Linked DNA regions of Mus musculus: region 2 is linked to region 1. Evidence: chromatin loops called from intact Hi-C (ENCODE). Cell type or tissue: gastrocnemius. All regions are shown on one strand. Each heading gives the region's core, and the rest is flanking DNA. Links, peaks and the distances in the headings are about the cores only.

Region 1 (4,391 bases), core at 164-4,163:
CCAACATGGACTCTCAACCCCGTGGAACTGGAAGCCAAAAATAAACTCTTTCTTCTACAGATTGTCTTGGTCATGGGGTTTTATCGTGAAGAAAGTAACAAAGACACGTAGAGAAAGTCCAAGGGTTTGGACTTGTGCATTGTTCCACCTGACCTTCTGTTACTTGTCTGTGACTCTATTGCCTATCTTTCCTAGGCGTTCTCCTACCACATCCATAGGCCTCCTTGTGTTTCTGATATTAGCCAGTATGACCCTGTGTGACACCTTGAGATGGCTTTTCTCAGAGACAGATCCATGCCTCTAGGAAACAATTAGTTACTGTCAGGTACACATATGCTCTAATAATGCGGCATACTCTTCCCATGTGGTGTGTGTGTGTGTGTGTGTGTGTGTGTGTGTGTGGGTGTGTGTGGTGTGGTGTGGTGTATATGGTGTGTGTGGTATATGTGTGTGGTGTATATGTGTATGGTGTATGATGTGGTGTGTGTGGTGTGTTGGTGTGTGTAGTATGTTGGTGTGTGTGGTGTATGTGTGAGTGGTGTGTGTGTTATATGTTGCTTTCCTCTGTGTGTGTGTGTGTGTGTGTGTGTGTGTGTCTGTGTGTGTGTGTGTGTGAGTGGTGTGTGTGCTCATAAAGGTCAGAGGTCAGCCTCTGCTGTTACTCCTTGGAAGCAATGGTCTTATTCAGCCTTAGATGCTCTGAGAGTTAATTCCTTCCCTCTGAAAGCTCATGAGGGTTTTGGCCTTTTATGTACAAAATTAAACATCATGGATAGCCTGTGGTCTATGTAAGGGTAAAAACATTTTTCTTTCCTTTATTTTCCAAGTTGGACATGGGCCATTTCCATTGCTGTTTTGGGGACAGACATTTTTTCTAGCTTACCACTGAGAACATAGCCCAGCTATGGAGGAGAGTTCTGATGGACTCTCCATCTTGGCCAGGCTGGGGTCTGTCTCCACTTCCACACACTCTCTGAGGCCTCCAGCTGCAACGCTCAAGGTCAGCTGGATTGGCGCATTGCCTTAAGAACAAGCTAGCTTCTCCATCTTCTCCAGGTCTTGCTCTTCCTTCTCCTTTGACCCATTTCAGTCCTGCTGCCCTCTCCTTGGGTGTCTGCAAAGGGTTGCAGACATCTCACCTCCTGTTTCAGGAGAAAGTAGGTCATGGCGACCAATTATTGCCAGAGCATCACTCTCTTGCCTATCTCTGTAGGATGAGAACACGCTACAGGGAGAGGCCCAATTCCAGTCCTGCCTTCCAGCGAGCCTCAGCCTGACACAAATGCCCTGAGCCTTTGAGCATCAATATAAGGTTTGGTGGTAAATTGAGGGTCAAAGGAGTAGGATAACCTCAAAGATTCTGTGATCTCAGGCTGATATCTTCTCTTTGTCTCTGCCTTAATAGAGTTGGTGAGGCAAAATTCCAGCTTATAGAAAGGTGACCTTTTTATAGTCTCTCAGGGAGCTGCTATCGGCCATGTCATGGGACTGGTTCAGAGAACATGGCAGATGTTAAATGTCAAAGAAAAGAAATTTAAAACAGTAGGCTGGAGAGGTGGTTCAGTGGTTAAGAACACTAGTTGTTCTAGATGGCCCACATTCTGTTCCCAGCATCCATACTGGTTAAGGAGGAAAAACGTAGAAAAGGATAAAAAACTGACATAGGATTTCCACATGCCTGTTTCCAAATGCTTGGGCAGTTTCTAAGACAGTATTTATCTATTTAACTCCAGCTGTCCTGGAACTCATTCTGTAGAGTAGGCTGGCCTTGAACTCACAGATCTCCCTGCTTCTGCCTCCCCAGTGCTGGGATGAAGGTGTGTGCCACCACCACCCTGCTACTGCATTTTTATTTTTTTTATATTTAAAATTTTATATTTATATATTTGTTTATATATTTTAACTTTTTACATCTAATTAAAAATTTTTAGGAGCAGTTTGGGACTCTGTGTGGGACTCTGTCTGTAGAGTTACGGAGAGAGGATCTGCTGCGTCTCAGAGCATGTGTGTACCTGACAGTGACTAATTGCCCCCTAGAGGCATGCATCCATCTTCAGTCTCACCAACAGTGTAGCCTTCCCAACAGTCCCTGTCGCCAGAGCACTCTAGTCTATGTCTCACATCTTGGACCTTCTGCTGCTCTTAGGTTTTACTTGTTTCCTGGCCTAGGGCCTCTCGTTTGGTCACCCTGAGGTTGACTTGGATTTGCTTCTGAGAGTTTGGGTCCTTACTTGTCTTGTGTGCTCTGGGGCCTGGTACCACGCTCCAGTCTTGGCTCTGGATTCTGGAGCCCAATTACTGTGTGGTTTTGGAGCAGTCCAAGAGACTAGATAGCTCTTTCTCATGCCAACCCAGATGATTCGGACATTTTCCACCATAGGAGAGATGGCGTGCTCCCTCCCTCCCACCTTGAGGATCCTTAGGAGAGCTTTAACAGCGTTTCTTGAAACATTTTGGCATGTTAATACCACACCATCTGTGTTGGCCCGAGGCCAGGCCACATGAACCATCTGTGCATAGCTCCACCTCACCCAGCCTCGGGCCTCAGATACAAAAGTGATGACGGAGCCAGTCCGACCAGCTCAAGACAGCCTGGGAACCCAGCTCCTCATGTGTTCTCCTCCCTGTAAGACACTCCCGTTTAGGTGGCAGCGGCACCAGGAGTGGCAGCCCATGTGTGAATCTCAAAGTTTCTGGTTTTTTCTTACCAATGCAGACTGACCTGCCTTAGACTCGTCGCTTTGTCAGTTTCCAACTTTGGTATCTCTAGCGCTGGTGACTCAACCTCCCTTAGCTGCTTATACCTTATTTGAACAGGGAGGACACAGTTTAAACGGACAGGGTTATTACACAAGAACACGCATAGAAGATGCTATCATTCTTTCTGGCATACACGACGCAGGATTGCTTTGGGTAGTTAAGGGGATACGGTGGAGAGCGCTGGGCTTCAGTTCTGATCCTGCCAACTCTCAGGATGCCATTTCAACCTCTCTGAGCCTCATCTTCCCCTGCTTGCAAAATGGTTATAAGGGTTTCCCCTTGGTTCATTGAATCAAAATATAGAATATAAAGTATAAGGCATAAAATAGCTGTTCAGTAGATGTTAATGTCCTTCTTTAAAAAGATTTATTCATTTATTTTATGTGTCTGAGTTCACTGTAGCTGTACAGATGGTTGTGAGCCTTCATGTGGTTACTGAGGATTGAATTAAGGCCCTCTGCTCTCTCCAGTCGGCCCTGCTCGCTCCGACCCTGCTCAGAGTCCAAAGATTTATTGATTATTATATCTAAGTACATTACAGATGTCTTCAGACACACTAGAAGAGAGTGTCAGATCTCATTATGGTTGTGAGCCACCATGTCGTTGCTGGGATTTGAACTCAGGACCTCTGGAAGAATAAGCAGTCAGTGCTCTTAACAGCTGAGCCACCTCTCCAGCCCCCAAAATATTTGTTATTATTATTAGATTTACTTATTTATATATAAGCATAACTATACTAACATATTTATATTTAATTACTATAATTAACACAAAACATAATGTATAAATGAGATATTATTATTATTATTATCACTTTTACCATGTGACTTTGTCTGGCTTGGAACTTGCTATGTAGACGAGGCTGGCTCCAAACTCACAGAGATCTGTGTACCTCTGGCTCTCCTGAGCTGGATATGAAGGCAAACACCACTATGCCTGGTTTTACTTTTATTTCAGTATGTATGTGTGTGCGGTGTGTGTGTGTGGTGGTGTGTGATATGTGTGTGAGTGTATGTGTGTGTGTGTGCCTATGTGAAGATTTGTTCACATGTGTGCAGGTGTCTGTGGGGCCAGAGGCTGGAGTTACAGATGGCTATGAGCCACCCAGTGTGGGAGCTGTGAACAGAACTTGGGGCTTCTGCAACAGCAACAAATTCTTTTAACCAGTGAGCCATTTCTCCAGTCTCAAAAATATTATTTTTTAAAGGGAAAACAAGAGAGAGAGAGAGAGAGAGAGAGAGAGAGAGAGAGAGAAAGAGAAAACACTCTCTCATTATCCCGCCACTTGAACAGGAGCTGGGCAGCCCTTGTGTGCTCCCTTCCAGGACTTTAAACGTGCATTTTCTCAGGTGGCCATAATGACAGGATCCCTGCAGTCCTGCGTTCTGTCTCCCACAGTACGGTGACATAAGTCTTTCCCTGTGTTGCTACATGCTATTTGTAATCGTAACTATTTTTACGGTTGCATTCCATTCTTAATTGAGACCTTTGTGCACATGTCTCTCCCGTATCTCACGTTACCCCCATGCTCTGAGGTTTCAAAAAGTCAGAGTGCAAACACCTCTGTAGCTTCAGGTTGATGTGGGCGAATTGCTTGCTAAGAAGTGCTATCAGTTGACAGGGGAGTCTTG
Region 2 (4,391 bases), core at 306-4,305, 72 kb after region 1:
GCAGGAGGAGTGTGGGGGACAGGCCTGGATCATAAAATGAGGCCCTGTCTCTCCTGATCTCTTAAATAAAAATTCCCATATTTCACACTGGGATACAAGCACACAGCCATTAAACAGGCAGAACCTGGGTGGGAGGGGTGTGGTTTCTAAGATTCCTCCCTCTGCCTCACTAGGTACTAGGCTGTCTCTGAAGAAGCAGGGGTTGACTGCCTGGGGAATTTTCAAGTCACCCATCTCCAAGAGTGGAGTTCAGAAAGACTTTAGGGTGAGGCTTGTGTTTTAGGAGCCATTAACAAAGAAGGAGATGGAAATCAAGTCGTGTTAAGAGTGTTCTGTGCTTCGTTACCCAGCGGATGGAAAGGAGTGGTCGTTAATTCAAACCACGATGGGTTGGAAGCCAGCAGCCTTCCTCAAGTTGTTCTCCAGCTTCTGAAGGCTGTGTGTCGGGTAGTCAGCTACCCCTGTTTATCTAGAACTGAAGATTTCCTGCCTGGGACACGAAACTTTGGTGCTGAAACCTGGAATGTGCTAGAAGCCTCGTAGGAAGCTGAGCTGAGTCAGTCCGTTAAAGGGGCAGCTAGTCCGGGAGAAGGGGTGTACCAGCTGGCCTGAGCCAGTGTCCCTCAAAGTCTCATGGGATATAGCCTTGTTCCCTAGCCAGGCAAATTGGCGCATAGCTGTTATGCCAGTACTCAGGGCATGAAGGCAGGAGGGATCCTGTGGGGTGTATACAAGGCACTGTGTCAAAAGACTTGGGGCTGGTGAGATGTCCCAAGCGTAGGAGGAGCGCTTGCTACCAAACCAGACAACCTGTGTCGAAGCCTCAGGATCCACATGGGGATGGAGAGAACTGACTTTTGCAAGTTTCTTCCGCCCCCATTGTCCACCACGGCACAGATGGCACCCCCAGAGATTCACATGCACCAAGACAAAAACATGTTTGTTTTCAAATAGACTTTGTACCCAGTGTGCTGCCATTGAGGGACGAGAGGGACTCACTCCATGACCAAGAGGTGACTGTCTTGGTTCAACCACATCTTCCTTTGATCTTAGTCTATCTTGGGCCCCAAACAATGGTCAATAGATTATGGGCTTGGTAGCTCCAAAACAAAGGGCTATAAGGTCACTTTCTCTTAGTTTGTTATCTCAGGGATTTGTTACAGTGCTGGAACACTGACCAACCCCTGCCCTGCAGCTTCAGGAGACCCGAGCCAGGCAAACCCTGAGCCCTGCAATTCGTACTCTCATCTGATTGGTTTGAGATGGGGGTAAAGAATGATACTTATTCCATGCCTGGCACAGGGTCATCCCCAAAGAATGGGTCACATTTCTGCTTGGGCAGGGAAGAGTTAAAACAACCCTCTGACCTTTTCATTCCAAGCGTGCCTAGGCGAGGGCTTTTCTGAAACTTGCTGTTTTCCTTGAGCTTGGGTGTGCTGGGTTAAAGGATTACATGGCCCTCTTATTGAATCTCTGGGTGAAACAACTGTACTATTCCCACGTTAATTTTTTATTAAAACTAGAAAAGTCTTGAACCATCCTGAGAGGAGGAGGAGGAGGAGGAGGAGGAAGAAGAGGAGGACCTACTAGGTCTAACCTGAAAGTGCCTAGCTGTTAAGTAGAGGAGGAGGGTCCTTTTGTGACACATGGTTTAAAATTCCAGGTTCTGCCCAACTCTGGAGGCCACTATTCCTCAGCCAAGCTTTCAAATGTCTGAGATTAGAGCCCATGCTTGTCTAGAGTCCAATCTCGGGCACTGTTGAGTTCTGCCTGTTTGGGTTCATGTAGCAGAAGCTTTGAAGATCATTGCTGTCCTCCCTGTGACATTCAAGGCTGGCCTCAGACCAGGTTTGGAGAGGTGTGCTGGCCGGGTGGGCAGCCAGCTCCCTGGATAGGGATCAGATGAACTTCTCTCAGAGACCTGGGAACAAAGTCCCAAAGCTTTGACTTTAGAGGCTTGGAGCTGCGAACATTCCTTGCTGTTGGCAGCAGCCGGGCTCTGGGTTTTTGGTCAGTCTCAATCAGCAAAGGGCAGAAGCTGCAGATTAAAGTCAGCTGCCCCACAGACCTCCCTGGCAGGTTTATCTGAGGACTGGCTGGTGGTTTAGATTGCTTTATCTTTGTTGCTGCTCCAGGCTGTGGGTGAGGGGCTGCCACAGAGAGCTGTGCATCCCTGTAGGCTTTTTGGAAGCTTAAGGGGATTGAAGTGCTGGCCTCCTGGCTTCCTCTTGGGGGTTTAAGGACCAGCCAGGATGCTTACTCTGTGCGCCAGTACTGAGCTCCCTCCGTGTGCCCAGCACCATGCTAACCCCCCTAACTCCCCCCTCCCCCATGCCAGGACATTATCTCAGCCCTCACTTATCACCATCTAGAGTCCTGTGCCTTTATGTGGTTATGCTCTTGTCAATTTCTCCACTCTATCTGTAAATACCAGGAGGGCTGTGGCTGTGTCTTCTGCACTGGGATATTGGCTGGCTGGCTGGCTGGCTGGCTGGCTGGCTGGGGCTAAGGGATGGAGGAACCCTATGAACATCAAACAGCTAGCTCAGGAGAAGAAACAGCCTGGTTGTGTCTGATCCTAAGCTTTTAACAGTCAGGGCAGGGGGCGTGGCTCAGTGGTTAAGAGTATTTGCTGTTCTTCCAGAGGAGCCAAGCTTAGATCCTTGTAACTACTTTGGGGAGCTCACTGTCTGAGACTCCAGATCCGTTGCCCTCTCCTGGCCTCTGTGGGTACCTGCACACACGTGGCATATACATACTCACAAGCATGCACATATACACACACACAGAAGAATAAAAGTCAGCCTTTTAAATGTTTTCATTGTGTGCATTCATTGTCTATGGAATGGGTTACATAAGGACATTTCCATGTGAGTATATCACGCACTTTGAGGGCGTTCTCACACCTACCCCTTTCCCTTCATCCCTCCCCACCTGTTAGTCCCCTTCCTTCCTCTAGCCAATTTTGTACCTACTTTAATGTCATATATATATATATATATACATACATACATACATACATATATATACACATGCATACATATATACACACACACATATATGATAGATAAATACCATATATATGTATTATATATATATATCATACACACACACACACATGCGTGTGTGTGTGTGTGTGTGTATGTGTGTGTGTGTGTGTGTGTGTGTGTGTGTGTGTAAAATCTAGTAACCACAAATGAGAGAAAAAAATGTGATTTGTCTGAGACTTAATTTCCCTTACTGTGTTTAGCTCTGGTTGCATCCATTTTCCTGTAAGCCATGCAACACTCTTCTTAATAGATGAGAAAAAGTTTCCATGTGTCTGTAAAACATGTTCTATATCCATTCCTCTGTTGATGGACACTATGGTTGGTTTTATGACCTAACAGCAGTTGGCGTTGATGTGTGTCTCCCTGATGTGTTGAGTTACAGTGCTTGGGTAAATGGCCATAATTGGGGAGAATGGTAAATCTCCTTGTAGTTCTTCGAGGCATCTCCCTGCTGATTTCTACAGTGGCTGGATTGTCCTTCCCCGGCCTCTAAGCTCTGCACGTGCGCAGTGTGTGGGTGCTCCCTTTCCTTTGTATCTGCACCTGCAACAGTTGCTGTGTTGTTGTTGGATACAGTGTCTCTCTTTGCAGCCCTGCCTGTGCTGGGGCTCCCGTGGTTTCCCATTTCTCTGACCTCTAGGGAGCTTGAGACTTTTTCACAGATATTCCCTGTCCATTTGCTCTGCATCTTTCGAGAATCCCATCAGCCCATCTTTCTGTTGTTTACATCTTCATTCCTAGGCAGGCCCAGGTAACCCCTCAGGGAAGCTGGCAAGGACTGAGGCTATGCTTGGTGTACTGGTGAGATTTCCTGAGATGAGAGTTGAGGACTCTACAGCAAAGTTGAAAACAACTTGCGGATCTGAAATCCATCTAGCCTTCCTTGCCTTAGGAACAGTGCGGACAGAATCTTTGCTCAAGCACCAGGGCCATGCCACATCTAGGGGACACCGACCTGTGGTGCTGTTGATGTTATCTTTTCTTTAAAAACTGCTACTGAGACTCTTTGAGCATGTGTGGGGTGTGTGTGTGTGTGTGTGTGCGTGTGCACACGCATTCATGTGAGATAGAGAGAGAGACAGACAGAGACAGACAGAGAATCGGCTCAGGTGCTCCTTAGAATATGTATGTCTACCTTGTTTGTTTTAAATGGTTTTATTATTATTTGTGTGTATGATAGTTTGGCTCTGTATACATCTGTGTGCCATATATGGGCCTAGTGACCTCAGAAAAGGGAGTTGGATCCCCCGGAAGTGGAGTTAGACAATTTTGAGTTGCCATGTAGGTGCTGTGAATTGAACCTGGGTCTTCTGGAAGAGCAGGAAGAGCATCCTCTTAACT

The links. Hi-C counts contacts between places; a loop is a spot of excess contacts. Peaks named below come from ENCODE experiments on the same cell type or tissue, not always from the same donor. Only the 100,000 strongest peaks of a DNase experiment are listed, where the experiment ranks them.
Region 2: it touches region 1 in a loop (2.2-fold over the local background); 3 of 42 quality-filtered maps call a loop at or near these places.

Annotation. Positions count from the first base shown.
Region 1 is chr11:79,906,930-79,911,320 of GRCm38, reverse strand. No RefSeq gene overlaps it. Among named protein-coding and RNA genes, the nearest start is that of Gm24454, 15 kb to the right of the region's middle. In gastrocnemius, for the core only: no CTCF peak of the experiment used is centred there; DNase peaks (open chromatin) are centred at 1,061 and 2,484.
Region 2 is chr11:79,835,272-79,839,662 of GRCm38, reverse strand. No RefSeq gene overlaps it. Among named protein-coding and RNA genes, the nearest start is that of 9130204K15Rik, 41 kb to the right of the region's middle. In gastrocnemius, for the core only: no CTCF peak of the experiment used is centred there; no DNase peak of the experiment used is centred there; H3K27ac peaks cover 1,971 bases.